2 separate regions of the Mus musculus genome follow, and region 2 is linked to region 1. A link is a loop called in an ENCODE intact Hi-C map of the cell type or tissue named here. Cell type or tissue: left cerebral cortex. All regions are shown on one strand. Each heading gives the region's core, and the rest is flanking DNA. Links, peaks and the distances in the headings are about the cores only.

The links. A loop is a pair of places that touch in the nucleus more often than their neighbours do. Peaks named below come from ENCODE experiments on the same cell type or tissue, not always from the same donor. Only the 100,000 strongest peaks of a DNase experiment are listed, where the experiment ranks them.
Region 2: a loop joins it to region 1, with 2.1 times the contacts of the local background. A loop is called at or near these places in 2 of 42 quality-filtered maps.

The regions. Positions count from the first base shown.
Region 1 is chr5:129,691,183-129,707,631 of GRCm38, reverse strand. Septin14 (septin 14) reads left to right here and starts at 2,648. Exons shown (of 10, transcript NM_028826.2): 1 at 2,648-2,713; 2 at 3,358-3,426; 3 at 8,573-8,690; 4 at 9,695-9,890; 5 at 11,429-11,615; 6 at 14,557-14,712. The coding sequence starts at 3,373. In left cerebral cortex, for the core only: no CTCF peak of the experiment used is centred there; a DNase peak (open chromatin) is centred at 8,646.
Region 2 is chr5:129,634,130-129,650,578 of GRCm38, reverse strand. It overlaps the pseudogene Gm18390. Among named protein-coding and RNA genes, the nearest start is that of Zfp11, 28 kb to the left of the region's middle. In left cerebral cortex, for the core only: no CTCF peak of the experiment used is centred there; a DNase peak (open chromatin) is centred at 9,038.

The DNA of each region.
Region 1 (16,449 bases), core at 5,017-13,016:
CCTGGGCTGGTGGTCCTGGGTTCTATTAGAAAGCAGACTGAGCAAGCAAGTCATGGGGAGCAAGCCAGTAAGCAGCACCCCTCCCTCCATGGCCTCTGCATCAGCTCCTGCCTCCAGGTTCCTGCCCTGTGTGAGTTTCTGTCCTGAGTTTCATTGGTGATGAACAGTGATGTGGAAGTGGAAGCCCAATAAACCCTTTTCTCCCCAACTTACTTTTTGGTCATGGTTAGTGTACTGGCTAGTTTTGTGTCAACTTGACACAGCTGGAGTTATCACAGAGAAAGGAGCTTCATTTGAGGAAATGCCTCCATGAGATGCAATTGTAAGGCATTTTCTCAATTAGTGATCAAGGGGGAAAGGCCCCTTGTGGGTGGGACCATCTCAGGGCTGGTAGTCTTGGTTCTATAAGAAAGCAGGCTGAGCAAGCCAGGTGAGGCAAGCCAGTAAAGAACATCCCTCCATGGCCTCTGCATCAGCTCCTGCTCCCTGACCTGCTTGAGTTCCAGTCCTGACATCCTTTGGTGATGAACAGCAGCATGGAAGTGTAAGCCGAATAAACCCTTTCCTCCCCAACTTGCTTCTTGGTTATGATGTTTGTGCAGGAATAGAAACCCTGACTAAGACAAATTGGTACCAGCAGAGTGGGGTATTCCTGTGACAACCTGACCATGTTTTGGGGAGGACTGTGGAAGGACTTTGGAACTTTGGGCTTGAAGATCCATCCATTGTTAAGAGCTCTGTCGGATGTTGTGTAGGAGCTTGGGAGATAATGTTGAGAACAGTGCAGAAGATGGAGGCCTGGCTTGTGAAGTTTCAGAGGGAAAATTAAAGACTCTTTTCAGGGCCATTGCTATTTTGGAGTTTGATTATTCTGTGGTTCTGGTTAGCTGGGACTGAAGAATCAGTTGTGATTAACAAGATACCAGAACTACTAAAGCAAAACCTTTGCATTACTGGGACTATTGATGCTGGTTAGCTGGAGCTAAGAAATTAGCGGTGATTAAGAAGAGACCAGCATCATTGAGGTGACAACTTCTGGGAAGTGTTTTCTGAAAGCACAAAGAGGCTGTGTTCCAGAGATGGCCAAGGTTGTACTCCTGCTGCAGCAGGACTTGGTAATATGTAAGGGTCACCCAGGTGGTACTGGTTTTGAAGGCATGAAGGGGTCACGCAAAGCAGCTGAGGCTCGGCACTGTGAGAGGCCATGGAAGACCATTGGTGAGGGTGCAGCCTCAGTTGCAAATGAAGGCCCAGGACTGAAGGGGTCATGCAGTGTTTTGGAGATGCCAGTACCATGAGATGACCACCAAGAGCAGCAGCAGCAGTGGAGTACAGGCATCTGGAGCCTAGAGGATGATGTGTGTGCTACAAAGGGCCTGGCTGGAGAAGTGACCCAAGCCCTTGGAGGAGCCCAGAAGATTGTGAGTTGGATCCCAGACATTGGACGGTTGGAGATTGACTTTTGCTTTTGATTGTGACTGTGCCCTGATATTTTCCCTCTTGAAGGAAGAAACTGTTTTAGTGGAGCCCACAGTTAAGAGACTTTTAATTGTAAAAAGACTTTGGATTTTAAAAGAGATGGATATTTTAAAGAGATTGAAATTTTAAGAATATGTAAAGACTGTGGGACTTTTAAAGTTATTTAGAATGGGGATGAATAAGATTGTAAGAGTTGAGGCTTACTAGTGATGTGTTTGTGTGTCAAGTTGACAAGGGGTCAATTGTACTGGCTAGTTTTGTGTCAACTTGACACAGCTGGAGTTATCACAGAGAAAGGAGCTTCATTTGAGGAAATGCCTCCATGAGATGCAATTGTAAGGCATTTTCTCAATTAGTGATCAAGGGGGAAAGGCCCCTTGTGGGTGGGACCATCTCAGGGCTGGTAGTCTTGGTTCTATAAGAAAGCAGGCTGAGCAAGCCAGGTGAGGCAAGCCAGTAAAGAACATCCCTCCATGGCCTCTGCATCAGCTCCTGCTCCCTGACCTGCTTGAGTTCCAGTCCTGACATCCTTTGGTGATGAACAGCAGCATGGAAGTGTAAGCCGAATAAACCCTTTCCTCCCCAACTTGCTTCTTGGTTATGATGTTTGTGCAGGAATAGAAACCCTGACTAAGACAGTTAGGTTAGGTTGGGTTAGGTTAGGAGACAGAGGCAGGTGGATCTTGTATTTCGAGGGCAGCCTGGTCTACAGAGTGAGTTCCAGGACAGCCAAAGGTACACAGAAAAACTGTGTCTTGAAAAACCAGAGAAGCATTTTCTGTTTTTACAGAGGACCTGGGTTTCCCAGCAATTACATGGCAGTTCACAAGTATGTGTGAGTCTTCCTTTTTAAAGTGTCCATATATCTAACACCAGGGCATCCAATGATCTCTTCTGACCTCTAGGATATCAGACTTGCACATGGTGGGCACACACACACACATGCAGGTATGATACTCACATATGTAAAACAAATCCACATAAATCCCCTTTTCAAAAGTCTCATGTTCTCAGTATCTTTGCGCTGTACTCAAATGTAGATTAGCATGGCCTTCTCAAACTGTTCTGCTGAGAAATCAGGACAGTACTCTCCTTTGTACCTTAACTCCCTTGTTCCCAACTGTTGCAAATACGGTGACTATTAATTTGGTCCACGTCCACAGATAGCAAGGGAGAGCACACCAGACTCCGAGTCCGTTCAGACTGCGCACTTCACAGCTGAGACCCAGGGCAGGTAAGTCACTTGATATTTCTGAGTCTGAAGATCTTAGATGTCTTTTAACTACTGCAGGAGGTAGATCATCCGGCACAATGCTACCTGCGTAAAGGTGCTTCGTAAAAATGAAAAACAAAACAAAACTGGCTTTGGTTTGGTTCCTAGAGAGTTTGTGTAGACTCTAGAAGTCTGCTTCCCTTTTGCAACATCCCTAATTTCCCCTCTTCTCAATTCTCCTGGCTGCTACTTCAGCTTCAGGTTTAAGCCCCTCTGGAAATTGAAGTCACTCTGAGTGTGTGACTTCTTTTTCTCATGCTCAGAGCCATTTAAATGGAGGACTGGGTACACTGTTATGCGTGCCTGGAATGACCCAATGAAATTCATTACTGGCTAAAAAACAATCCATAAGAAGATGATGTCGGTAACTTCTTGATTTGGAGAGAGTTTAATCTTTTCACGTTGGATATCACTGGTTAAATGGCCTTTACTTCATATACTGACTATGCTGTTGAGCACACGCATGCTTGCTTAGGATGAAAGATACAACTTCAAACAAGTCAGAAGTGTGAAGGGAACAGCACAGTTGAATCCTCTAAGGGTCTAAGATGAAAGAATCGGACCTTTGTAGGTGGGACTGACCAAGTTTTCTCTCTTTATTCTAGCCATTTCGGTCTGACATGGCGGAAAAACCAACTAACACGTCGGTGCCAATACCTGGCAGTGAAGATCCAGTTGAGTGCATCTTTTGTATATGATATATGCGTTATGCACTTCAATAAGTAGTTTCAAAATGACTGGCTCTAAGTTGATTCAGGTCCTGACAGCTAAAGAGGCTTGCTATCTTTGGGAACAGATCATGAACCTTACTATTGGTTAGATTTAAATGTAAATGGTGGTTTAAACAATTGTCAGAATGTTTCTTGACTTTGTTGGTATGTGTGTGTGTGTGTGTGTGTGTGTGTGTGCCTGCACACGTGTATGCAAAACATTCTCATTTAAAAGCAAAGGAGACTAAATCAAGATTTAAAGTCACTCTAGGGGTGTTTTTAGTTTTGTATCACTATAACAAAGTACTTCATGGATAAAGAGGTGCAGAGACCCACTCACTGTCCCGAGCTATTCATATTGTCCTCAGCCCCTCCCACTGCATCCTTCCTCCCCATTTGGGAAAGCCCAGGAAAGGAAGGAGGCCCTGTTACAGCAGTGTGGGATCTTCCTCTCCCTAAGTCCAGGAGATAATAGCTAATCAGTATCTGGTCAGATGACTAGCTGGAGAAGATTTTCTACCATGCTGTAGCTTGTTTCTCCACTTGTCAATCATTTCCTTCCCTGTGCAGAAGACTTCTAACTTACTGAAACCCTACCCACCAATCTGCCTTTCACAACTCTGGTATTCTGGGACTTTGGTGCATGAAATGATTGCAACATCTCTTTCCCCATACCCCAGCTGGCTATCTGAGCTGCCAGTCTTCAAGGAAATCATTTACTTTCCATGTCACAGATCAGTTTCTGAACTGCAAGAAGCCCTCAGTGGGTTTGTAGCAGATATTTTTCCACCAAGGGAAAACTATGCTTCTAGGCTGAGTTGGGAGAATACTGTTGAGTTCTCCCAGTGACAAGAAAACCGGGAGCTGTGACTCCTACAGAGACAAGTTCAGGGGTCTTCTCAAGATAGCTCCCCAGGATGCTTCTGTATCTTCTTAGAGAACTCAGCACTTCTTTTTTTGTTTTCTTGAGGCAGGTCCTGGAACTTATTCTGTAGACCAGGCTGGCTCCACCTGCCCTTGCCTCTGCCTCCTGAGTCATGGAATTAAAGGCACAGGCTACCATAGACCTGGCTCACAAACACAGAACTTCTTGAGAGCCAGTTCCTATGGGGATCCCATTGTCACTGTCTGAAGAGGGAGTGTTTCAGCACAGCATGGCTCCTGTGATGGGTCCATTTAGGTGCTCTCTCATTTCTCACCCTGTTCTCTGCTAAGTGGCGGCGTCATTAGTTCTGGGGCTCCCTCAGTTCCACTGTCTAAGGTCTCCTGAGTTTCTCCAAGCTTGTCTGAACTTTTGGGCAGCCCTCTAGGTGTTTGGATTCAACCCACAGGAGAAATTGGTGAGTGCAAGGGCTCTAACCTGCCAGCTTGGATCTGTCTAGTGTCCTTTTATATTTTTATGAGGTCTGTTATAATGTATCCCTTTTCATCTTTGACTTTGTTTACCCAAGTCTTCACTGTATTTTTCTTCACCAAAATGCATACTAAACAACTATAGTAAAACATTTAAAAATTCTTCATCAGATATTACTTCAATACCATTTTCTTTGGGAACTACTGTTAGAGAGTTACTGTGTTCTTTTGGAACTGCCAGGTTACTTAAAAAACCATATTTCTTATGCACCTGCATTCATATTTGTATGTGTGTTAGGTCATCTGTCTTGACCACATTTAAAAGTGACACAGTATGTATCTTGGTGTTTGAATTTGTTGTGTGTCTTGGCTTTGATTCTAAGTAGACATGACTGTCTCACTAAAGCATCTATGGCTATAATTGATAGATTTAGGGATAGTTCATGCTGTGATTGATTTGAAGAGAGCCTGTTGCTAAGGGACACTAGGGGTGGGGACATTCTAGCTATTCACACAAGTGTGGTGCACACAACTATGAGTGTACAGTATCTTTTTAATGGCCACTCTGATGTTAGTAGCAGTGGCACTGAAAGTGGCACCAGGCTGGCCTTGAATTCAGAGATCTACCTGCCTCTGCCTCTGCTTCCTGAGTGTAGCATTAAAGGTGTGCACCACAACTCTCAGCCTTCTTCAATTTACAATGAATAGAATTTTGTCTCACAGTTTTCTGTTTTCAAGTAATTTAGTTTTTAAGCTTCTTCACATGAGATATAATGTGATACATTTTTTTTCTCCATGGCTACATAACAGTGGCATGGCCCAGTAGATGGACTCATATTTTGAGCTTCAACACGGCAGTGGCCCTGATGTATCCATAAAACTGTGAAGGTCCTTTGTGGCATGAATCAGCTTAGAAAGCAGCCATGGTAACCAAGAGGCAGCCTTGAGCAGTAGTATCCAAACTTCAGGCACCACACTATGGGACAAAATCCCATTCATTGAAAAGTTGAACAGAGCCAGGCCTCTGGTACATGCCTTTAATCCCAGCACTCAGAAGGCAGAGGCAGAGGCAGAGGAGGCAGAGGCAGAGGAGGCAGAGGCAGAGGCAGAGGCAGAGGAGGCAGAGGCAGAGGAGGCAGAGGCAGAGGAGGCAGAGGCAGAGGAGGCAGAGGCAGAGGCAGAGGCAGAGGCAGAGGCAGAGGCAGAGGCAGAGGCAGAGGCAGAGGCAGAGGCAGGTGGATCTCTGAGTTCAAGGCAAGCCTGGTCTACATAACGAGTTCCAGGACATCCACGGCTATGTAGAGTGACCCTGTTTTCAACAAAAAAAAAAAAAAAAGAAGAGGAAGGAAGGAAGGAAGGAAGGAAGGAAGGAAGAAAGAAAGAAAGAAAGAAAGAAAGAGAGAAAGAAAGGGAGGGAGAAAGAAAGGAAAAGGAAAGGGAGGGAGAAAGAAAGGAAAAGGAAAGGGAGGGAGAAAGAAAGGAAAAGGAAAGGGAGGGAGAAAGAAAGGAAAAGGAAAGGGAGGGAGAAAGAAAGGAAAAGGAAAGGGAGGGAGAAAGAAAGGAAAAGGAAAGGGAGGGAGGGAGGGAGAGAGAGAGAGAGAGAGAGAGAGAGAGAGAGAGAGAGAGAGAGAGAGAGAGAGAGAGAGAAAGAGAGAAGATGGAAAGCATAGGACTTCAGCTTAGAGTCCAGTGCCTGGAGAGTAAAAGCTAACACCAGGCAAACTTTCACAGTCCCATCTTAAGCCAGTGCCCACTGGTGAAGTCTCTGGATCAGCTACAGGGTCCGTTATTTGTGATATGCTTTAGCTCAATGGCTTGGCTCTGCTAAGCCTTCCTTGCCCTTACCTTCACTCCCAGCTCAGCACCCTAAATCTGTCTCAACTTTAGCTATTCAGTTACCTTTAGTCCTAGCTCAGCACCCTAAATCTTCCCTCAGCTTAGTTGCATTTCAAATCCCCCGCCTGCTACCCTAGTCTAGTCAGGGAAGTGGCTAACAACCACTCCACCAGAGATCTCACATGGCTGATGTCTCTTTCTTCTTCCGAAGCATGGTGAAACCACTTTCTCCTCCCTTGCCTCTGCTAGCCTGCCTTGTGGGGAAAACTGGAAGTCCTGCCCATTCCACAGAGCTCATTGGCTGCTAGCATCTTTATTGATTGATCAAGAACCAATTAGGGAACAGGACCTTCAGTGTTCACATGTAGCATCTCTATCAGAGTATAGGAATCACTCCCTACAAACTTCCATTATATCACCTTGGGACTCACTGCAGGGATTAATATTAACATAGTTCCTTACATGGTGACCCCCAACCATAAAATGAGAGCAGAGTAATAGACCTGACCAGTGCAGGTTGGACATATGTGTGACATCCATTGATTTACACAATTAATGTGCATTAACATTTAAAAAGCGCTATAATAAATACACCTTCATTAGGTTTTTGTGGAACTTTTAAACTTACGAGAGATTTTCATGGGTAAAATAAATTAGATATTCCTAAAATATATTATTTCTTTGAATTATTTTTCTGCCTTGTAGAATTAACCAGTTATTTAGGGATAATATTGATGTATCTTCTAATACTCTTGGGTGGCAGTGTTAGCAGAAGGCTTCTTTAGCAATTTGGTGCAAAATTAGTTGTTCTCAAAGGGTGTATAAAAATTTAAAGTTGAAACCATCTGAATAGCTTTTTAAGGGTTTATTTTATTTTTATTTATGTGTTTGTGTGTATATGTGTGAGTGGGTATATATACGCACATATACATGCCCTTAGAGGCCATTAGAAGGTGTCATATTCCCTGTAGCTGGAGATAGAGGATGTGAGTGCTGGAAACCAAACTCCAGTCCTCTGAAAAGGCAGAAGTGCTCTAACCACTGAGACATCTCTCCAGACCCCTCCTTGCTTAGTTTTATACTTCCAATTGATTTTGTCTGTGTCACATATATTAACAGGCAATTGTAGTCTTAGCTGGCCTAGAATTTACTTGGTAGAACAGGCTGACCTTAAACTCTGAGAAAGCCACCTGCCTCTGCATCCCTTGAGTGCTGGGTTTGAGGGTATGTACCACCATGCCAGGTTGTAATTTTTTTTTTCAATTTTTTCTCTCCTTTTCTTAAAACCAGGGTTTTCCTATACAGCCCTGACTGTCCTGGAACTCACTCTGTAGACTAGGCTTGGCTTCAACTCTGAGATCTGCCTGCCTCTGCCTCTCAAGTTCCAAGATTAAAGATGTGCACCACCACCCCTGGTGAAAATGTCTTTACTTTAGAGATCTCATGTGTAGGCTACTAAATCACTAGGTACCTGAGGCTGATCTGTAGCTCCTGATCTTTCTGCTTTGATTTCCTGAGTGCTGGAAAGACATATGTGTACCACTATACCTACCTTAGGTTCTCTTACTATAATACACACCAAATATTATTAAAACTTTCTTTTAATATAGAAAAGCCATTGCTATTTTAGAATAATACCCTGGGGTTTATCATGGCATTTTCTTTTCTTCAATTCTTTCCTTCCATTTTAGAGACATGGCCTCTTAGAGTGTGGTCAAAAGTTGATTCAATTTATTTATAACATGAACATCAGCATCTTTGTGAGTTCTCTTTGCACAAATTCACTTCACACATTTGCATCAAGCAGACAATAAAGGGATAACCAGTCCTGATCTTTTTGAAAAAAACATAATCAGCTTTGTCTTTTCAAATGATGTTATTTCTGATTCTAATGAGAACCTTTTTTGTTTCTGTTCCTAAGCAAAAGGAGAACATCCGTTGCTTATCCACTCTTGGGCATTTTGGGTTTGAATGTTTGCCCACTCAGCTGGTGAACAAATCAATCCAGAAAGGATTCTCTTTTAATATTCTCTGTGTGGGTAAGTGCCAGACACTGCATTTAAATTTGTCTCTTACTCATTTAAACTGATACCAAACAGCATAATATTGATGTCAATTCAAGACTCTCTCTCTCTCTCTCTCTCTCTCTCTCTCTCTCTCTATATATATATATATATATATATATATATATATATATACATAGTCTTCTCTTAGCTGAATTGTTTAAATATTGAAGACCACTTGAACTTCACCTGGTGGCAAATTTCTTTTCTTTTTCTTTTTCAAGACAAGGTTTCTCTGTGTAGCCCTGGCTGTCATGGAACTCACTCTGTAGACCAGGGTGGCCTCGAACTCAGAAATTTACCTGCCTCTGCCTCCCAAGTGCTGGAATTAAAGGCATGTGCCACCACTGCCTGGTGCAAATTTCTTTAATCCTGGCACTTAGAAGGCTGAGCAGACAGATCTCTGTGTGTCTTAGCCAGTGTTCTATTGCTGTGAAGAGGCACTATGACCATGGCAACTTTTACAAAGGGAAGCATTTAATTGGGGCTGATTTATAGTTTCAGAGGTTTAGTCCATGATCATCATGGCAGGGAGTATGTATAACATGCAGGCAGACAATGTGCTGGAGAAGTACCTGAGAGTTCTGCATCTTGATCCACAGGCATGAGAGAGAGAGGGAGAGAGAGAGAGAGAGAGAGAGAGAGAGAGAGAGAGAGAGAGAGAAAGAAGAAGAAGAAGAAGAAGAAGAAGAAGAAGAAGAAGAAGAAGAAGAAGAAGAAGAAGAAGAAGAAGAAGAAAGGGGGGAGGGAAGAGGAGAAAGAGAGAGAAAAGTGTGTGTGTGCGAGAGAGAGAGAGGAGAGAGGTTGACTCTAGGCCCAGATTGGACTTTTAAAACCTCAAGGTCCGCCCCCAGTGACACACCTCCTCCAAAAGGCCACACCCCCTAATCCTTCTCAAATAATGCCACTCCCACTGGAGGTGGTGGTTGAGGTTCACTTACTCTTATGCCTCTGTGATGATGACTTTATGTTCCCTACAGGAGAAACTGGAATTGGAAAAACAACCCTGATCAATACACTGTTCAATACAAATCTAAAAGAGACCAAGTCCTCTCATTTCTACTCGAAGGTTGGACTGACGGTGAAGACATATGAACTTCTGGAAAGAAATATTCCACTGAGATTGACTGTCGTGAAGACAGTTGGGTATGGTGATCAGATAAACAAGGAAGCCAGGTTAGTGGTTTCTTACTTTTTTAAATTAAATTTTAAAGTCAGCACAAAAAGGCATTTAGACTTTATTATGATGTGTTTTTTTCCCTTTAAAAATGAAGTAGAGATTTTTTTTTTTAAGACCAGGATCTTACTATGCAGCACTGACTGGCCTGGAACTCATTATATAGAATCAGGGTAACCTTGAACCCACAGATATCTGCCTACCTCTGCCTCCCATGTGCTGGGATTGAAGGTGTGTACCACCATACTTGACTTGACGCCAGATAGCTCTAAAAATTAGTATTTTTTCCCCTTTACTGAGAAGACTAAATGGAAACTATTATTTTACCATTTCAGGACATGTTTTGAATGAGGACCAGATAGAAAAAGGACGAAGCAAAGGCATATGGCATGTTACTTTACATAGTTACTTAGAGAAAATGTTTAGAAGTTTTAGAAGTCAGTTTAGCCCTACACACTTCGTTCTGTGGTAAAATAAGACCCACAGTGTGTCTTCTATTAGTTGCTGCTGTAACTAAATCACTGCTGCTGTAACCAATCCACTGTAATAAATCACCCTAAACCAATGCTTCAAACCACAGAATCCTATTCTGTCACCGTCCCACAGTCCAAAAATTTGGAATCAAGGTGTCAGAGCTGGGTGTGCCTGAAGCAGGCGGATTTGCTGTGAGCTTTCCACCAGCCTGGTCTACTGTCCTGGTTCGGTTTCTATTGCTGTGATGAAAAACCATGATCATAAGCAACTTGGGCAGAAAAGCGTTAATTTGGCATACACATCCCCGGACATAGTCCATTGTGTGAGGAAGTGAAGCAGAAGCCATAGAAGAGTAATGTTTACTGGCATGCTCTTTGTGGCTTGCTCAGCCTCCTTTCTTATACCATCTAGGCACCACCTGAGGCAAGCTCTACCCTCCCATATTGATCATCAGTAAAATAGATAAACAAACAAACAAATAAACAGATAGATAGATAAACAAATAATGCCCTGTAGACTTGCACATGGGTGGTGCGTTGTGCAGGAGGCATTTTGTCGGTTGAGGTCCTTTCTTGAAGGACAACTGTCACCTGACTGAGGATGTGCACTGAGGGGTCCCCATGACATTTTTGTCAAATTTATGTTTGTTTGATTCTTCTTTCTCTCTTGAGCCTGGGATTTGCCACGTAGCCCAGGCTAGCTTTGAATTTACTAAGTAATCCAGGCTAGTCTGGCTCAGAGCAGTGTCCTCCTGTCCCAGCCTCCTGGTCTTAGGATTACAGAACTGTAATACAGAACTGGTTATAACCAGCTTTGAATTTTAAAATTACATCTGTAATTCCATTTCCCCCCAAATAAAATCACATTCCTCAGGGATTAGGACTTGGCTATCATGTCTCCTACCGACGGAGCCACTCCCACCCCTGGACCTGAAATTATATGGCCATGAAATGCATCAATTTTATCCAGTAGCAAACTGTTCAGAGCACATAGTATTGATTACCTCATAGTAAGACATCAGATTTTGATGTTATTAATGTTCCGCTAATTTTTTTTTTTAAAGCTACCAGCCAGTCGTTGACTACCTAGATGCTCAGTTTGAAGCCTACCTCCAGGAGGAGCTGAAGATCAAGCGCTCCTTAGCTGACTATCACGATTCTCGCATCCATGTCTGCCTTTATTTCATCACCCCTACAGGACATTCCCTCAAGTCCCTGGACCTGCTAACAATGAAGAGCATTGACAGAAGGGTGTGTGAGAGCTGCTTGAGTCTCTTCAAGGTTCAATGCATCTTGAAGCATTTATATGCATATATATGTGTGCATATATTTGAATATTTTTTTCCTGTTGCCCTTGAAAGCATTTGAATGGATTTTCTAGGACGTTCCTAACAAAATGCCATAGAGTGGATGGTTTAAACACCTTTTTGCTTTTCCTCATGTGACCTATCTCTGGTGTCTGTATGTACAACATTCTTTTTTTTTTTTTTTTTTAAGACATGGTCTTATATAGCCCAGGCTGGCCTTGAACTTGCTATGTAGCTAAGGTTGGCTTTAACATGCTGATTTTCCCAACTCAGTTTTGGGAATCATTACCAACTCAGGTTGGTAATCATTCTGGATTAGACCCCACTACAACAGTGTAACCTAAAAGTTTCTATTACAAATATGGATACATTTTTTTTGAGAGATAGAAGGTTAAGACATAAATATATAACATTTAGGGGGAGGGAAATTTAACATTTGATAGAATTCATCTTTAGCTATCATGCCAGGTAAAACTAATGACTGCTTGGAGCATTAGGATGCACTCCTGTAATCTCAGCAGTTACAGGGATGAGGCAGGGGGATAGCTGTGAGTTTGAGGCCAGCCTGGACTACAGTAGTCTTTAGGCAGCCTGAATTGCAGAGTGAGAATTTGTCTCAAAAACAAAAACAAAAACAAAAAACAAAAAAAACAAACCAAAAACCAACAGCAGCAATAAAAAACAAAACAAGACAATGTTACCTATTTGGAGAGAAAGAGATACAGGAAAAAACACTAAAAATTAATTTTTTTCATGCGACTGGATTCTAATCAGATGACAGCCATTTGTATATATTTTTAAAATTGAATTTACTGTATGATACTATAAAATAATCCTATGACCCCTTTGACTGGTACCATTGACCAAATGAAACATGAAGTTTTTCTGCTTCTGGCTTCAAATTCTCTCAGAGGAGATTCAGAGTACAGAACACACAGGAAGCCTGCTAAAGAAAAAAAGACCCCAGACAAGACCTGGAGGGATGCTAAGAGACATGTGGACTTGCCTTGTTCACAGGGGAACTTATTTGTAGCTCAAGTCATCCTAGAATTCATGATCCTCCTGCCACAGCCTCCAAGGTATTGCAGGTGCTACCATACAAAATTGGATTTCCTTTGACAGACTTCTTATCTCCAGGGTTTTAGAAAATTCTTAACATTTTTATGAGTTCCTGGTATAAAGGACAAGATAAGATCCTCGCTCTAGGTGCCAGAACCAGTGGCTCAGTTCTTGAGGCAGAGGGCATCCTGTCATTGAGGCATGGAGAGGCTCTAGGCTCAGGCCCCTGGCATGTATCTACAGCCACATGATATATGTGACTTTCCTCTTACCCAGAATGTACTGCAGGAGTAGCCGGGTCCTTAACAGCATACATGATCCTGTACTTCTGCTCCAACATATTCAGCCTGTTCTCCAGTTCGCACAGAGGGCCCATGCTGTATGGAAGAATTAACTGAAGGCTAGGTTCATCTTATTCATAAGGACAGTGGTTGGACACTAGATGATGGGTGTTTTATCTCAAGTTTTCTCAATCTCTTGAATTTAAAGTTTTCATCTGTTTCTATAAGACCACTAAGCTTTTAATCTTAAAAATGACCATTTATAATATGGTTGCATGGAAACACATGCTAAACTGCTCATAGCTTCCTCAAATTCTCCTCAAGGTCAGAACTCATGCCAGAATACTTTCATTTCTAACCTTGACTTCCATTCTAATCTCCACTGCTTGAATTTATTGTGAGCATGTATTCTCATAGAGGATTAACTATATTGCATGTCAGATATAATAGATATTATGGTATATAATATATGATATGTTATCTATTATATATGATATATAATATAATAGCTATAACATAACTATTATATGATATATAACTATTATATACCATGATATCTATTATATATGATATATATTATCTATTATATATGTTATATAACATAAATAGTTATAAGGTATATTACAAGTTTAGATTAAATTCTGTTCATTTATTTTTTCTACTCATTTATTAGATCCACCCTCACCTCAGTTTAGCATGTTTAGAAAAATGTAGGATTTGCCCAAGGATTTGAACAAATGTGATTTGAGCTCAAAGCTGATATCTATTCATTTGCACCATATAATAGACTTAAACACATATAGCTCTGAACTGGGTAGAGCCAAAGTGTATGAAAGATATAGCTTAATATACATTTACGGAGAAAGAGTTACATTAATGACCACTAAGAAAGAAACTCCTCCCCCCCCCCACATTTTAATGTGAGGTCTTTTCATCAAATGTGATTTGAGCTCAAAGCTGATATCTATTCATTTGCACCATATAACAGACTTAAAAACATATAGCTCTGAATTGGGTAGAGCCAAGGTGTATGAAAGATATTGGTTAATATACATTTATGGAGAAATAGTTACATGAATGACCACTGAGAGAGGAACTCTCTCCCCCCACATTTTAATGTGAGGTTTGTTCGACCACTTAAATCATACTAATTCCAGAGGCACGGGGGCATGGGATTTTTAGAAAAGATCTTGTGATCAAGACTTCTAAACCGGAGTTCTGATAAAAGACGAGGGCTCAAAATACAGCTCAAAGGTAGAACGTTGACCTCGAACAGTCAAGACTTGAGGTTTAGTCCTCAGTATTCCCCGAAACAGGAAATTCGCTGTGGCCAAGCATGATGGGGGCAGAGCTGTGGGCATGCCTAGCATTCTTCCCGGAATTCCATCGAAGATTCTGTCACAGCAGCAGTAGCAACAACAAATCATATACAGGTGTTTTTTTTTTTTTTTGTTTGTTTGTTTTTGTTTTTGTTTTTTTAGGTTCAGGGTTTAGACTGAAAGATAGTGAATTATAGTGAAATTTGATCCTCTTCCTCCTTAACAGGTGAACATCATACCCTTGATTGCCAAAGCTGACTCGCTTTCAAAGAACGACCTACAGAGGTTCAAGAACAACATAATGAGTGAGCTGAACAGCAATGGCATCCAGATATATCAGTTCCAGGTCGATGACGAAGCGAGTGCTCAAGTGAACAGCTCGGTAAGTGGGACACTGCCTGTGCTTTCTCTCTTCTATCTGACAAGCAATGTATTTTTCCTCAAAATTGTGGAGATTCTCTTGCCTCCCCTCTGTCCCTCCCACTTTCCCTCTCTCCCTCTCCCTTTCCTCCCTCTCCCCTCTCCCTTCATCCCTCCTTCCTCCCTTTCCATCCTTTCTTGTCAGGGTTTCACGTAGCCCAGTTGGCCTTGAATTTACTGTGGCATGTATAAGGCTGACCTGAAATCCCAGATTCTCCCACTTTCACTACCTGAGTACTGGGATTTCTGTCCCAGAGTCATATTGTAGATGCATCTGTTGGGACTGGAGTCCCCAACTCTCTATTTTTATGGGTTGTGGTTTTCTGTAAAGCTCTCAATCCACTGCAAAGAGAAGCTTCCTTGATGAAGGGTGAAGACTCTACTACTGACTACTTTTCCAGGGGACCCAAGTTCAATTCCCAGCATCCACATGACAGCTCACAACTGTCTGTAACTTCAAGATCTGACACCCTCAATAGACATACATGCAGGCAAACCCACCAATGAACATAAAATAAAAATAAATGATCAAAGAAAGAACAAGCAAATAAAAAGCATTTTTAAAAGTTCATTTTGAGTTTATTTTTAGTTGATTAAAAAACATAAAATTATGTATGACTGGGATACCATGTAGTATTTGTCTATATGTATATATTGCATAACATTCAAACCTAGAATCTTCTTTCAAAAGATTTTCTTTCAAGTTTTTGAAATATACAATGTGTTCTTGACATGTAAAAGCACCATAGAATTTCTTCTGTGTGCATATGCCTGTTCATGTGGGCAGGCCCATAGTATGTGTGTGTGTGTGTGTGTGTGTGTGTGTATGCACACGTGCACATGTGTAAGCCAGGGCACAACTTCTGGTGTTGTTTCTCAGTTGTCTGCTTTTGTTTTTAAGACAGGGTCTCTCATTGGCTGAGATCTTACCAAGGCTAGGGTGGCTGACTGGCAAGTCCTTCAGGTCCGTTTTCCTGTTCTCATTTCCCCAGTGCTGACAGTACAAACATGTGCCACCATGCCTGGTTTTCTTATCAGACTCAGGACCTTATGCTTACGCAGGAAGCACTTGATCAATGAAACTATCTTCCTAGCCCTCCTGAAGACATACGATATCGTTTATTAGTCTGGGCAGTCTTGAAACTCATTCTGTAAACCAGTCTGGTCTTGAACTCACAGAGATCCATATGCCTCTGCCGTCTTAGTGCTGGGATTAAAGATATGCACTATCAAGCCCAGCTTAATTTTTATTTTTAATAGATTAACTTATAAACTAATTAACTTATTAACTTTATAAACTTATAAACTGTTAACTTATAAACTATGGCTCAGTGGTTAAAAGCATCGTTCAATGCTATGCTCAATTCCCAGCAACCACATGGTGGCTCATCATAATCTATAATGGGATCCAATGTCCTCTTCTGGTGAAGATAACAACAGTATACTCATATAAATAAAATAAATCCTAAAAGAATTAGTTTTCAGCTAGGCATGGTGGCGCACATCTTTGATCACAGCATCCGAGAGGGCTAGCCTGGTTTACAGAGCGAGTTCCAGGACAGCCAGGGCTACAAAGAGAAACTGTTTTGAAAACCAAAACCAAAATAAAACACAAAAAGAAAATAAAAAAATAGTTTTCATAACAACTCATCTATATTGTCTTCGTGTTTAAAGAGAATGTGAAAAAAATTATATGTAT
Region 2 (16,449 bases), core at 4,340-12,339, 56 kb after region 1:
GCACTGGGATTAAAGGTGTGCACCATCACTGTCGGCTATAATGCAGCTTTATTAGGTCATAGTGGGATACTATGTCACCATGTCACAAAACAGCATTTTGATGGGACAAGGTGGAGGAAGAAACGGAAGGGCAAGACAGCTTGACTGTAAAGTCAGGTTTACTTGGGAATAGACCTGGGTCTTTCTCATCAATTCGAGAGTACAAACTCCTCTTTCAGGCTGGGGTTTTGTCATGGCTGGGGAGTGTGATGGTCAAAAGGGTGGGGGTCCAGTTCAGCCAGGTAGAATGTACAGGAATAGACTTAGTGGTGTTTGGCTTAAGGGCATTGACTTTGGGAAGATGAAACTGTTAGTCACAGGAAAGGGTGATGTTCAAGCTGGACAAGCGTTTACAGGGGTGGGGGTGCTATTCTGGCTGGAGTGGAAGTGACTCTAAGTCGTGTTCTTGTTCTCTCACATGTGAACTGTGTGATGGCCCAAAGGGCATTTTCCTGGCATGATGAGACATTGTGATCAAATATAGCATTGTGATATTTACAATTCAACACCGTGTCATCAAGATTCAGCATCATGATGGCACAATATAGCATCACAAAGCCACAATTCAGTACTACATTAGCACAAATGGTTATTGCAGTGTCAAAATTCAGCATTGTGAAGTCATAATGGGGCTTTGGAAATCTAAGACCAGGGACATTCTGCTACCTGGTCTTGCATACATTATACTGAAGGACTCTGTCATTTCACGGAATGTTGTCACATACAAATGAGAATTGCAATGAAAAACACTTTAAAACACCTTGATGCTTCCCAACATGTTGTGTCCGGCCAGCAGACCACAACCTGGGTTCTAGCCTGGAAAGGCATTTTGGAAACCTGGAAGAGAAGAGGGGCTAGGTAGCGAGAGAAAAGAATGTAGCCAAGACAGTTACTCTGATCAAGGCTCAAATTTTATTGTTGCGACACTAGTTATGAAGGAAGGGGGAGGGGACCCGATTCCCGCCGAATAATCTCTGGTCCAGTAGAAAGGTGTACGTGTGTGGCTCCGCAGGTTCCAACAGTGGGCGTGGCAGAACGAATGAGCAGGAAGCTCCACCCCTGAGCAAGCAGGTTTCAGGCTAGGGGAGGGGAGACTACATCTCCTCCCTTTTATTAACAAAATTTAAAAAAAGAAAACGCTGGCCTGAGGGGGGAAAATTATCTGTGCTCAATAGTTCTGCCTGGAATCTAGGGCTAAAGAAAAAACTTGCTTTCATGGGATTCCTTAACTTTTCTTATGGTAAACTGTATAAGGCTAAGACTGTCCTTTCTTATCTTAGTGAACAACTAACTGAAAAGCCTGGAGCTGTAGGCTCTGACTTTATAATGCTAATTAGTACTTGGTAGGTAACTTTCTAGTTGAATTTTAAGTAGGGCGTTGGAACTCTGGCTAAGTTTGACTGAACAAATGTGAAATACACTATAATAACACTAAGTTGATATTTTTCCGCTTTTTTGGATGATAGGTGGGAAACAGGGAGAAGGAGTTCGACCGGCTCTTGTAGTACAAGGCCAATTGGCTTTTTTATTTGGGTGGGAGGCAGTGAAGGGCTTGCCCTTTCAATAGTACGTCTCCAATCTCTCTCCCCCCTATTGATTAAGTTAAATAAGGCAACGCTTAACTGAGGTGATCAAATGATTTTCTCATCCGTAGATGAGTGGGCTTTTAACCTTGGCTTGGGTGGACATGGACCCGATTCCTCCCGTGGGTATTGATAAGACCCACACATGTGGCTCTGGGTATCTTTTGGGGAGGCGAGGCAGAGCCGGAAAATATTTTTGATTTTTAACCAAAATATGATACCAACCTCTTTTAAACCGGGTTTATCTCACAGGAAACTCAGAAATGGTCAAGCCGGACCTCCCCTTGCAGTACCTCTGCACCAAGCGATGCCCATACTGAATTTGTACAATCACAAACCAGTATGCACAGTTCTGAGTGCTGTGCAGCTCCTAAAGGAGAATTATCAACCTCAGAATTAGCAAAGCCTAAGCAAGAATTATGTCGTTAGTAACACCACGATTTGTGGCTAAAATAGGAGCTGGAAGTCGTTTCTCCTCATCCCTGTTTTTTCCACAGCCTAAGGACACCTTGCAGTAACAGCAAGGGTGAAAAGCCAGAGGTCAGCTAAGGGACTAAGCCTGTCTATCAAAATAAAAACCAATCTTTATTAATATAGAAATATCTACTTTTCTAGCCCTCTTGGTAAACCTAATTTTTAACTCAGACTGAAAGCCACATGCTGGAAATGTCCTTGGAAAGGAGATAACAGCAGCCACCTGTGTGCTCTAGGGGCGCGGGGATGCACATCCGCTGGTCCGCCTCGAGAATGTTGATTTACCTGCTTGAAAGACAAAATCTCGGACAGTGAGAAAGTAGGAAAGCAGAACTTCTTTTGGGGAACTCTAGGTACTTTATTTAAATGCAAATTGTAAAGCTGAGGCTAGTCTCCGGCCTCCTGTCAGGAGCTGGCTCAGAGAGTAGCTTTTTTCGGAGCCTGAGTCCTCAAGCCGACTTTTAAGCAAAAGAGGAATTTTAGTCCTCAAGGTGATACTTTAGAAGATTTAGAATCTGTGTTCATCTAACAAATTAATTTATCTGGCAGCCACTGCGCTCTATCTTCATTTCGTGAAAAAACACAAACTGAGTCCCTACCCCAAATTAGAACTGGATCTGGACCCTTCCATTTGTTAGTCAGGGGGTCCTTCTATTTTACCAATGTATTAAGTGACCAATTGCTCTTTAATAGCTTTTACTACTAGCTGTAAGGCCAGCAATCCTTCTGAGGTTAGGGATCTAGGGGAAGTGGGGGATGTGCTCTGAATTAACTTTGCTAGGTAATTTAGAATATAGGAATCTCTAACATTGGACTGAATATTAGACCAGTCTAAGATTGAGTTAGAATGGCTGGTCACACTGAAGAAAGGAGAAAAATCATTATGACTCTATTAAATGACTAATTTTACTAAGTCTGAATATACAGTCTCTGATGTACTATTGCCATAAAGTTAAAAGGCTAGAAGCTAGTCTAAACTGGAAAAATGACAAGTAAGGATGGATCTAAAATATGAATTTAATTTAGTTTTTTAGTCAATTCAATCAGGACATGAGTCAACTTACCTACCAGCTCGTCACACGAATTTACTAATATGCTTCTGCAGCGTTCTGTGGAGAAAACCTGTTTTTCCCTTTTCTAATAAGGTAGCTGTTTTAGGATCAATCTATAAGCCAATAAGTAGATCCCTTTAAGATACTATAAAGCATTTATTAAACTCTTTGACATTAAAATATTAGATTTTGAAAATAAAGGTAAGACTTTAATAGTGTGCATGGGAATGCACTAAATAGTATGCACGGGGATACAATTTCTCTCTTTTTTGTCTTTTAAGAAGTTAAAGTTTTAAAATTTTATAATACCTAAACTTTTGAATTAATAACTAGTTGACAAAATATTTTAAATACATGGCTGTAAAGGGGCAGTGACTAATTGCACTTTTAATCAATTTTCTTAAGGAGCAGTTGTAACTAGAAGGCTTGCAAAGTTATTAAGAGTCACATGTGCATAATTTATTTATTAACTAGAAATATGCATAAGCAATTGTAAATTTGAGAATTAATAGTATCTGAGGGATGAACAATTTAAGCAATTGCGAGCTCAGAGATATGGCATTGACTATTAATATACAAATTAAGGTTTGATTGTTCAGCATTTTAAAACACATCTACAGCACACAACTAGATCATCTGTGCTGGAACAGGGGAAACTGTGTCTTAAGACTTTGCCCCACAGAAGCTAGTTGGGCCCACGTGGGCCAACGATTGGCTGGGAGGATGAGAAAAATGACTTTACAATAATGTTTTCTTTTTGGCCAAAGAATTGTTTTGGGCACAACCAATTTTTAATTACCAATTAATAACAATTATAAAAGCTTTATTTTTTGTAGAAACTTTTGTAGTAAACTAAAACCCTAAGTAATAAAAGGATATTGTCTCTGAATCTTTTGGGTGAGAGCAAGGATTTAAGGTAAACTTTAAGAAGCATTAGTTAATAAAATACTTTTCACTTAAGAAACAATATACACTGAAAGATTAAAACTCTTGGCTTCTTGTATAGAAGCAGAAACAATAAAAATTTTTTCTTACATAATGTAAAGTTACATTAGCCATACCTAGAGGCAGAATTTTCTAGTGATTACAGTTCACTAGAAGCAAAACTCTTTGAATTTAAGCATTATTTTAAACATCTGAATAGATCTGCAACACTGTTAAAAAGAATTTCTCTTGAACACAGGGAAAAATCTTTCTCAGGCACTGTTTGTAAAACAAAAGAAAGGTCACAAGCCGCTCTGGGGCTGCCCAGAGCCCTGCATTGACTCAAACGTAAAATACTTTTTAATCTGAGCATCTTGGCCCTCCTGTAATAAGGACCGATTCTAGAGAAACAATATAACTGTCTACGCCTCTAAATTATGATACTCTTTCTTAAGATGACTTACAGTTAAAACGTTCTTCACAACTTTAGTGTTGTGAAAAAATTGCCTGTACTACAGTTTCCTGCCAGGCAGCAACTATAACCAAACTGTTTGTCTAATCTATTTACAAAGACAAACATAACTAGATAACTCTGTCACAGTTTTGTATGAAGTGAGCTGTATGAGCGCTCTCATAAGATGATTACTCTTGTAATTATCTTAATTACAGTATACAGGTGAATTAAAGATCTTAAATTTGAAATCAAACTGCAAGCTGCAGTCAATGGAACAATAGCAGTTTTAACCATAATTTTTAAGTTTTTTGTGCAAGGTTAGGATAATACCTGTAACCTTGGGAAAGCAAAACCCAAGTTTAAAACAATTTATTATCTTTAAAATCAATATTAGAAGCATTACTATCATATTACAAAGTTTGGATGTCAATTAATACCTATGAATACCTATTAAAGCAAGCTTTAATGCTTTAATAAAGAGACATTGCTTTAAATCTTATTTTAAATTTTACTATTTAGGATACGAACCACATTAATTATTACCTAAACTAGAAATATCTTTAGAGACCCAGCCTCTTGGGCTGCCTTATGCCATGTGTCGGAAGGACTCTAAACTTGAGTTATCAAATTTAACACTAACCATCTGTAGCAATGTAACAATTATTAATCTTAACCAACAACTTATGAGCTGATTGTGAAAACACTCAGAGCACATTACCAATAAAAAAGAACCAAATGAAGCAGTTACATTTAGACCAATCAGAGAATAATAATTTTTGTAGCTACAATCATAAAATAAAAAACACTTTACCATTGTCAAACACATTAATCATGAACCATTTATTAGCTTTTTTACTCCAAAACTTAGAGGCTGTGCACTCGCCCTTATTTCCTAAAACGAACAGTTTTTCCAGCAGGGGCCCTCCCGCCACGTGTCTGATTCCTGGCTGAAACACGTGGCAGCTCTCGGCTTTGCAGATAAAGTTTTTTATACCATCTTTATTATCCAACACAAAACATAGAACATTCATTCATACAGACTGGACACGAACATACATGAATTGAACACGAGAACAGATTGGTGCACCGGACATTAGACAAGACACAAAAGGGAACAGAGTACTCCTGCTATAAGGCCCAGAGAGATATTTCTCTCTGCTTTTTGGGACATTTTCCTCCCTTATGATGCATTTTTTATTAACTGGGGCAATCCGCCTATTCCTTTTAATAAACCCTTTCTTTTCTCACACCTCATGTAGCTTCGGAGAGCTACGGCCTACCGCCTGATACCCAGCTCCTCACTGCTGAACCTAAGTGAACCAGCGCTCGGGTTTAACGCTGTCTCAGCTTAGCCCATACCTTCTCCGGTATGAATTTCCCTTATCCTTTATTTTATGGAGCTCCGAACCAGCAGCGTCTCTTCCAAAAATCCTTTGCCGTTTCTCAGTCCCACATTGGTTCGCCAATTGTTGTGTCCGGCCAGCAGACCACAACCTGGGTTCTAGCCTGGAAAGGCATTTTGGAAACCTGGAAGAGAAGAGGGGCTAGGTGGCGAGGGAAAAGAATGTAGCCAAGACAGTTACTCTGATCAAGGCTCAAATTTTATTGTTGCGACACTAGTTATGAAGGAAGGGGGAGGGGACCCGATTCCCGCCGAATAATCTCTGGTCCAGTAGAAAGGTGCACGTGTGTGGCTCCGCAGGTTCCAGCAGTGGGCGTGGCAGAACGAATGAGCAGGAAGCTCCACCCCTGAGCAAGCAGGTTTCAGGCTAGGGGAGGGGAGACTACACCAACATAGCACTGTGATGGCGCTACAGATTATAGTGATGTCGCAGTGAAACACTTGGACATCACCAGTCACCATTGTGATAGCAAAATGCAGCATGGTTAGAAGTCACGTGACAGCTGACTTCAGCACAGGTGTCAAATGCAGGCTTGTGAAGACATAATGTAGGATTTGAATGTCAAAATTCAGTATTGCGGTGGAAGAACGGATGTAACAGTGTTGTGTCACTATTAGGGATCAGCACAAAGGAGCATTGGTATGGAATGATTTAGCATTATGATGTCACAATTCAGCATTGTGGCATAATGGAGCGGTGTGGTGGCCCAAAGGTGGCATGACAGGACATTGTGAAGGACACTGAAGGTAAGTGATGTCAAAAGCCATGACAGTGACATCATAAACAACATTGTGGTGGCAAAATAGTACATTGCCATAGCTCATTGACTGTACTGTCACAGTGTTGGTCACTATTGCTGTAATGAAACACCAAGACCAAAGCAACTCAGGGAGGAAAGACTTTATGTGGCTTATACTTCCAGATCCAGTTCATCATCAAAGGAAGTGAGGACAGGAACTCAAACAGGGCAGGAACCTGGAGGCAGGCACTGATGCAGAGGCAGTTTCTCTCTCTCTCTCTCTCTCTCTCTCTCTCATTTTTTAGATTTATTTATTATATGTAAGTACACTGTAGTTGTCTTCAGACGCAGCAGACGCAGCAGAAGAGGGCATCAGATCTCATTACAGATGGTTGTAAGCCACCATGTGGTTGCTGGGATTTGAACTCATGATCTTCAGAAGAGCAGTCAGTGCTCCTATCCACTGAGCCATCTCTCTAGCCTGCAGAGGCAGTTTTCTTAACTGAGCCCCCCTGCCTCTCTGATGACTCTAGTTTGTGCCAGTTGACATAAAACTAGCCAGCACACCACACAAAAACAAAATTTCGCAGTAGTGCATCGTGGTGGCATAAGGGAGCATTGGAATAATGGGATGTAATGGTGGCACATTGGGGTATTGTGGTGGAATAATGTAGCAGTTTATGTGTGAGCATTTTACAGCAACTTGACATCAGCTGGAGTCACTGGAGAGGAAGAAGTCTCACCTGAGAAAATTCCTCAGGAAGATTGGGCTGTAGGCAAGCCTGTAGGGCATTTTCTTAGTGATTGATGTAGGGGGGCCCAGCCCATTCTAGGTGTGGCTGCCATGGGCTGGTGGTCCTGGGTGCTATAAGAACTGAGCTGAGCAAGCCAGTAAGCAGTATCCCTCCATGGCCTCTGCATCAGTGTCTGCTTCCAGGTTCCTGCTCTCTTTGAGTTCCTGTCCTGACTTCCTTCCATGATGAATAGTGATGTGGCTGTGTAAGCTAAGTAAACCCTCTCCTCCTCACAACTTGCTTCTGTTCCTAGTGTTTCATCACAACAACAGAAACCAGGATAGTACCAGGATAGTACCAGGATAGTGGGGTACTGCTGTGACAGGCCTGCCCGTTTGTGGGAAGTATCTGTGGTTCTGGTTAGCCAGAGCTGTGATTAACAAGAGACCAGCACCACGGAAGTAAAAGCTTTGTTTTTTCTAAGACAATTGATGGATGCTGAGTCACCCAGGTGGTACTGATTTTGAAGTCCTGAAGAACAGCTGAGGCTTAGCACTAGGAGAGGCCTCTTGCGCGGGCTCGACTGGCCAGGAAGAACGACGCTGCAACAGGATCCTTCTGCACACGTTTATTGGGAGAGTTTGATTGTAGAGGCGAAAAGACCCCGAGCCCAGAACTGGTGCTGCTTTTATAGGCCTAGGATAGGCGTGTCTCACACCCGGATTGGTTATGCACTATGCCTCATTTGCATATTCCTCATCTGATTGGCTTCTCTCTCTCTGTACCTCACAGAGCCTCATTATCATACCTCATTTGCATGTCTCACATCTGATTGGTTATACTCTCAAAGCCTCATTATCATGCCCGGGACAGGCAGTGTCTTTGCAAAAAACTTTACTGCATATGTACACATTGGTTGTTTGTCCAAACTTATGCGTGGTGGCCAGCAGTAGTCAGTGCCACTCTGCAATGGCACATGTGGCTTCCCACAGAGGCCGTTGGTGAAGGTGCAGCCTCAGTGGCTGTTGAGGGCCCAGGATTGAAGGGGTCATGCTGAGAAGTTGAGAGTGGGCACCATGAAGAGAGTCCAGGAGAGGCGACTGGTGAAAGTGCAGCCCAGTTGTAGCAGAAGATCCCCAGCCAGTACCATGCCAGTACCATGAGATGACCATCAAGAACAGCAGCTGTGGGGAACAGAGCCTGCAGACAAGCTGTGCTTGCTATAGAAGGCAGAGCCGGGGAGAAGTGACCCAAACCCCTTGGAGGAGCCTAAAAGATAGTGAGTGAATCCCAGATAGTTGTACATTAAGTTATTTACAGTTTGGGAGTTTGGTTTTGCTTTGATCAGATTGTGGTAGTGCCCTAGGTCCTCCCTCTTGAAGTAAAAGTATTGAGTTATTTTTCTTTTTAGTTAACAGGAGCCCACAGTTGAGAGACTTTGGATTTTAAAAGGCTTTGGATTTTAAATGACTTTTTAATTTTTTTTCTTCAAGACCAGGTCTCTCTGTGTAGTCCTGGCCTGTCTTAAAACTCAGATGTTAAAGATAGGTAGGAGGAAGGTGGGAAGGCAGGAGCAGGCCCCAGGAGGAGGACAGCTTGGCTCAGTAAATGTGGGAGAGGCAGGGGACTCTGAAGAGTGGGTAGGAGGCAGGGCGGGGGTGTTGATGGGAAATAACTCGTACAAGAAGCGCTGAAAAGTGACAAGAAAAATCTTGTGCCTTTGAAGGCAGAAATAACATTGAGCATTATAAATAATTCTACCTTTCAGAAAGCTTCAGGCTGCAGTTTTGAAGGTTAGAAGGGATCAAAACTCAAGCTAGAAACATTTTTTTTTGTTTGCTTGTTTTTATTATTTTAGACAAGGTATGGCTAGTACTCAGGATAATACCAGCACTCAGGAGGCAGAGGCAGGTGGCTCTTTGAGTTCTCGGCCAGCCTGGTCTACAGATCGAGTTTCGGGACAGCCCGGGCTACACAGAGACACCCTGTCTTGAAAATCAAAAACGATAGGCAAGGAAGATCTCGCCAATCATCGCGGGCCGACCTCCATCCAAGAGCCCACTCCTTTAGCTTTTCAAGCAGCCCGGACTGGAGAAAGATCATTTTGAGGGCAACTTCTTTGATTGTTTTTGTCATTCAGACAACATATTCTGATTGTATAAATGACAGTTCAGCTTCTTAAACTGTGGGTTGCGATCCTGTATGGCTCTGTAGATCAGGCTGGCCTTGGACTCAGAGAGTGCTGGGATGAAAGGCATGTGCCACCATGCCCAGCTGAGACTGGCTTTTTTTTTTTTTTTTTTTTTAAGAGACTAAAATTTTAGGTGTTTGAATTTTTTTTTTTCAGAAAAAAAATCTTATTCTTTATTTAGCAATGGAATCACTCAGAGATACACTTTAAAAGTACAACATCTGAATCAAATAGAGCACAATTTTGATAATTATAGAACCTGAGGAGTGGGTAAATTGGGAGAGAGCTAGCAGTCTTTCTTCACTACTATATATCCGCAGTTAATAAAAAAGTTTTAAAAAAATTGTTATTCTTTGGGACCAAAGGAAATATAGAGCACACTGACTTCTAGGGAGCAACACCAGAAATAAATGTATGTGATAGCTATGAAAACGGTGGTTGGTAAATTGTATTCAACAAACTAAAAATAAATTAAAGCTACCAATTAAAGTTTTTAAAATGACAGTAGTCAGATAGAATTTAAATGAAACGAAATTAATTTAAAACTGGAGGGGGAAAAAGGCAGAAAAAGGGCTCCTTTTGACTTAATCTCTACCAGGTTCACACTGTGGAACAGATTCGTATGAGTCAGTGATATTCAGGAGGGTTCCAATACTAATCCAGGCAAAACCTTCCTCAAAAGCACATTAGCGACACTGCAACACTTGCCCTTTAAGGCTCAGCTCTGACAGGTTGAGAGGGGCGGGCACTGCCTTTTCCTTCTCATCAGGTGTGAGGACTGCCCTTCCGACTCATTCTCAGGGTTAGCAGTGTTGCTTGAAGCAGAACTGGCATCCACCAGGACCAGGGGCGTTCTGCTACCTGGTCTCGACTTTTGTGTTCTGTGGTGGGGATTACGCGTGCCTGCCTCTATCTTCTCATGGCGTCATCACCAGCTTGGAAGATGCACGTTCTCTCCAGGGAAGAATTTTCTTCCAGCATCAGGTTTTTACTAGAAGAAATACTCAAAGGTAGAGAATTCTTACGCATACTGTCCAAGGAAGAATTCTTTTTTTTTTACTTTCCATTTTTTATTAGGTATTTAGCTCATTTACATTTCCAATGCTATACCAAAAGTCCCCCATACCCACCCACCCCCACTCCCCTACCCACCCACTCCCCCTTTTTGGCCCTGGCGTTCCCCTGTTCTGGGGCATATAAAGTTTGTGTGTCCAATGGGCCTCTCTTTCCAGTGATGGCCGACTAGGCCATCTTTTGATACATATGCAGCTAGAGTCAAGAGCTCCGGGGTACTGGTTAGTTCATAATGTTGATCCACCTATAGGGTTGCAGATCCCTTTAGCTCCTTGGGTACTTTCTCTAGCTCCTCCATTGGGAGCCCTGTGATCCATCCATTAGCTGACTGTGGGCATCCACTTCTGTGTTTGCTAGGCCCCGGCGTAGTCTCACAAGAGACAGCTACATCTGGGTCCTTTCGATAAAATCTTGCTAGTGTATGCAATGGTGTCAGCGTTTGGATGCTGATTATGGGGTGGATCCCTGGATAAGGCAGTCTCTACATGGTCCATCCTTTCATCTCAGCTCCAAACTTTGTCTCTGTAACTCCTTCCAAGGGTGTTTTGTTCCCACTTCTAAGGAGGGGCATAGTGTCCACACTTCAGTCTTCATTTTTCTTGAGTTTCATGTGTTTAGGAAATTGTATCTTATATCTTGGGTATCCTAGGTTTTGGGCTAATATCCACTTATCAGTGAGTACATATTGTGTGAGTTCCTTTGTGAATGTGTTACCTCACTCAGGATGATGCCCTCCAGGTCCATCCATTTGGCTAGGAATTTCATAAATTCATTCTTTTTAATAGCTGAGTAGTACTCCATTGTGTAGATGTACCACATTTTCTGTATCCATTCTATCCTAAATCAGATAGGGGACTAATATCCAACATATATAAAGAACTCAAGAAGGTGGACTTCAGAAAATCAAACAACCCCATTAAAAAATGGGGCTCAGAACTGAACAAAGAATTCTCACCTGAGGAATACCGAATGGCAGAGAAGCACCTGAAAAAATGTTCAACATCCTTAATCATCAGGGAAATGCAAATCAAAACAACCCTGAGATTCCACCTCACACCAGTCAGAATGTCTAAGATCAAAAATTCAGGTGACAGCAGATGCTGGCGAGGATGTGGAGAAAGAGGAACACTCCTCCATTGTTGGTGGGATTGCAGGCTTGTACAACCACTCTGGAAATCCGTCTGGCGGTTCCTCAGAAAATTGGACATAGTACTACCGAAGAATTCTTTTTTTAAAGATTTATTTTATTTATATGAGTATACTGTAGCTGTTTCCAGACACACCAGAAGAGGGCATCAGATCTCTTTACAGATGGTTGTGAGCCACCATGTGGTTGCTGGGATTTGAACTCATGACCTTTGAAAGAGCAGTCAGTGCTCTTATCCACTGAGCCATCTCTCCAGCCCTTAAAAAAAAAAGATTTATTTATTTATTATATGTAAGTTAAACTGTAGCTATCTTCAGACACTCCAGGAGATAGCATCAGATCTTGTTACCAATGGTTGTGAGCCACCATGTGGTTGCTGGGATTTGAACTCAGGACCTTTGGAAGTCGGTACGCTTAACCACTGAGCCATCTCTCCAGCCTCCCCAAGGAAGAATTCTTTATGTTAGATGAACATGTCTGAGATAAGGGTTTCAACACCTTCGTACAAAAGTCTGGCTTACTCTTGGCAATTTTCTCATTCTCCAAATAGTTCTCCTCCTCAGGCTGTTGGGGGTCACAGCCTTAGTGAGGTCAGTGTTGGGTGTTATCTCCACCGTCCCATGAGTTTCAGGAGAAGAACAGCCTAGAGGGGGCCTTCTTTTCTTTGACTTGGGTCATTTCACTCATTGCTTTGCCTGGGTGTCTTCCTGCCTTTCCCACGCTCACAGAGACAGCATCTCCCGGTGACCTCACAGTGCATTGCTTCTGCTTCTTTGGCAGGTTAGTCCACTCTCCGGGACCAGTATCTGCTTCATTTGGACGGTGTTTTAAGCCAGAGTCTGAGGTGACAGACACCTATGAAGAATCTGTTAACCGCAAAATACACCTGTTCTTATCTCCTGTCAAACTGTTCCCTGCTTGACACAATACCGTTTTCCTTGTTTTGTTTTTTTAACTAGTGTGCAAGGATCTTGAATTGAATCACAATTTTTCCTTTTATTACTGTTGATTTCCCCAAAGTCACAACTTAAACTTCTTGGCAATCTTTGAGAGAGCTTTTAAAGCCATTCCCATCTTCATTAATAGTCTCATGTATTTGGCTCATTTGAGAAGTGATTTCTGATATATTAACCTTCTGACAGAGCTGCTTATTGAATGGGTCATGTGCACTTCCTGCATCATGTTCATGTATTTGGGTGATTTTAGAAATTATTTCTGTCTTTCCCTTTCCCTTTTGTCTAAGCTTCTTATCTACTTTTGAATCATCTTCACAAACAGGTTGCATATTAAGGTCATGTCTTTGAACCCCAAGAGTATTTCAGACTTATAATCACATGACTTTGTACCATCTTTGTTACAAAAAGCAGGTGTATCAAACTCACTTAAGTCTTTTAAGGTTTCAGGAATGTCTTCATCCTTTTGTAGCAAGAAAGACTCATCCTTTTCTGAACAATAAACACCTTTGTCACTACTTGAAGTTGCTATTCCTGGTTGTCAACTTGACTATATCTGGAATGAACTACAATCCAGAATTGGAAGGCTCACCTGTGATCCTAATCTGGAGGCTGGGAGATACAAGTTTCTGACCTGGATCTTGAGGCACTGTGGATATGAATTCCAGAAGATTAAGATAGGAAGACCTCTGAGTTCAAATTTATTTGGGATTAAAGGCGGGGTGGTATACACCTTTAATATCCTTTAATACACCTTCTGCTGGAGACCTACATAAGGACATTGGAAGAAGGAAGATTTACTCACTCTCTCTCCTTCACCTGCTTGCCTTGTGGGACTGAGCAACTGCTAGATCCTTGGACTTCCATTCAGAGCTGCTGCTGACCATTGTTGGGAGTTGGACTGCAGACTGTAAGTCGTCAACAAATCCCTTTACTATATAGAGACGACACATACATTCTGTGACTCTAGAGAACCCTGACTAATACACTATTAAAACGATTCACTCCAGAAATTACTTCTGTCTTGCGATTTACTTTCCGCCTAGGATTTTTGCTAATTTGAGACTCATTCCGATCAGGGTACATACCAGGAATTTGCTTCTGCAGATCCAGAACATTCTGGGTCTTATAATCACGTAAGCTTCCGTTGTCTCTTGTGAAAAGAAGAGGTGTTGCAAGTTCTCCTGTAGCCTCTAGGTTTCCCCTGGTGGTTTCTTTATTTGCTTGGGTTTGAAAGGGAAAGTTGCCCTTTTCTAGGATGTGAATCCCTTTATCATTGTCCTCATATATGTGGTTTGTGGTAGAAATTATTTCTGTTCTTCGATTTACTTTCTGCTTAGTCTTATTTATTTTTGTTTAATTCTGTTGGGCATTGACAGACTTTTTCGAGCCCAACATTGTCTGAGTCTCATGGTCACGTACATTATCTTTGATGGAAAGATCAGCTTCATGAAATTCATTTGGAACTTCTAGGTTTTCAGAAATGGTGTCTTTAATCATCTTGATTTGGAAATAGGTTATCTTTTTCTGATTTATGACTCACAAATGTCCGTCGAGAAGGCTCACTTAAATTATGATGTAGGGTGTTCTGATACAGATCAAATTTACCATCTTGAAGGAATTTGACTGAATGTCCAGAGAAGGGGTTTTTTTCCTCTTGCTCATCTGTCGTATATGTTTGCCTCCTCTTTGTATTTTGAATGTTCTCCTGATCTGAGCTGTTCTGGGGGCTCTTTTCTTCTGCGTGTTTACCTGTGGTGGCTGTTCAGTATTGGAAATGCAGTTTGGATTTTCTGAATCCACTCTGCCACCCAGGACACCAGAGCCTCCTTCTGGTCTGGTTTCATCAGTCTTTCCCTCAGCATCTACTTCTGAGCTATTTTTACATTCTCTCTTGGAGCTTTCTCTATTTTTATTGGAGCTCATACCTTTTGAATCTCTGCAAATCTCCTTCCTGCAACCTACCTTTTTCTTATTTTGATTGTTATTGCTTTTTGAAATTGTTACAATCCTGCCTAGGTCAGTAGCAGTTAACGCCATGTCAGCATCTTCAGACACAGTTTTCTGGAAGTGAGAGGTATCAGGGTTCTTTTGTACTCGCTCCATGCGCTTTGCATTAGGATCACTGGAAGACTCAGAAGGCAAGTCAAGAAAACACTCTGTATTTCTTTGCGTGTTATTACTGGTGTCATTAGTATTGACCATTTATCTCATTATTCCAATTTGATCCTGGACTTGGTTGGTGATCTAAATCTGTCGCATACAGTAGAAGTTGAAGACACACACTTCTTCTTCTTCTTAGTCATATTACCAAGTAATACTGTTTCCCTTCTGAGGTTGGGAAATGGAGTTGTTTCATCTCACTCAGAGAACTCTTGGGACTTTGATCTGGGTGGCAATGGCTCTCATTAGGAAGTACATTAACACTTGAAGTGTGTTCTGAATGACCTGAACCACATTGGTTTTGATTATCTTCTTTAGGAAGGAATCCTTCCAAATTACATTGGTGTAAAACTAAAGGTGGTCTTGATACTGAAGAGGTACTACCAGGTGACGTCTTTGATATAGTTCTGTTGTTACGCTTTGTATTCCATTTATCATCAGCGCCATCAGCAGTATCATTCTCTGAGGTTAATAGACCCCTTGCATATGGAAGATGTGCAGGCTTGCACTTTGTTCTTGTTAGCTGACGGGAGAGAAGAAATTTTTTTTTTTTAAGATTTATTTATTTATTATATCTAAGTACACTGTAGCTGTCTTCAGTCACTCCAGAAGAGGGCGCTAGGTCTCGTTACGGATGGTTGTGAGCCACCATGTGGTTGCTGGGATTTGAACTCTGGACCTTCGGAAGAGCAGCCGGGTGCTCTTACCCACTGAGCCATCTCACCAGCCCTGAGAGAAGAAATTTGATGGAACTCGGGAAGACTGATCATTTCAATTGCAGTTAACAAATCATTGCTCACATATGGTTCTGTTTCTGTAAGCTGCTTCTTTTTTTTTTAAAGACTTTTTTTTTAAGATTTATTTATTTATTATATGTAAGTACACTGTAGCTGTTCTCAGATACTCCAGAAGAGGGCACCAGATTTCGTTATGGATGGTTGTGAGCCACCATGTGGTTGATGGGATTTGAGCTCGGGACCTTCGGAAGAGCAGTAGGCGCTCTTAACCACTGAGCCATCTCGCCAGCCCTTCTGTAAGCTTCTTATTCAAGGTATTTAGCTTTAAGCCAAGAAAGGTATTCTCAAAATTCAGTTTCTCTGCTTCTTTCTGTAGTTGCATCTTTCCGGTAGTAATTCTTCGAGAATTCTCTTTCTCTTTACTAAGAACCCCAGCTAGTGCTCTGTTGTTGTGCTTTAGAGAGATCTTGAAGATAGAATCATTTAATAATCGTTTAATATTTTTGTTTTGATCTTTGAAGCAGGAGAAACATTCATCTTTGTCTTTGCAATTCTGTCTTTCATTTCTGTCTCTTAATTCCAGAGGTAACAGTCAACTTCTTTCCCTGGCTGCCCCATTTCTGAGAAGCTTGGGAATGTGGAAAGCCCAGGATTCAGGTTTAGGTGTTTGAATTTTTAAAGTCTGTGGGACTAATAAAATTTCAAATATTTTATATTTTATATTGTGATGTTTCTGTTGATGTGAGATCTTGAAGGTGAATAGGAAAGGAAAGGTTGTGGGC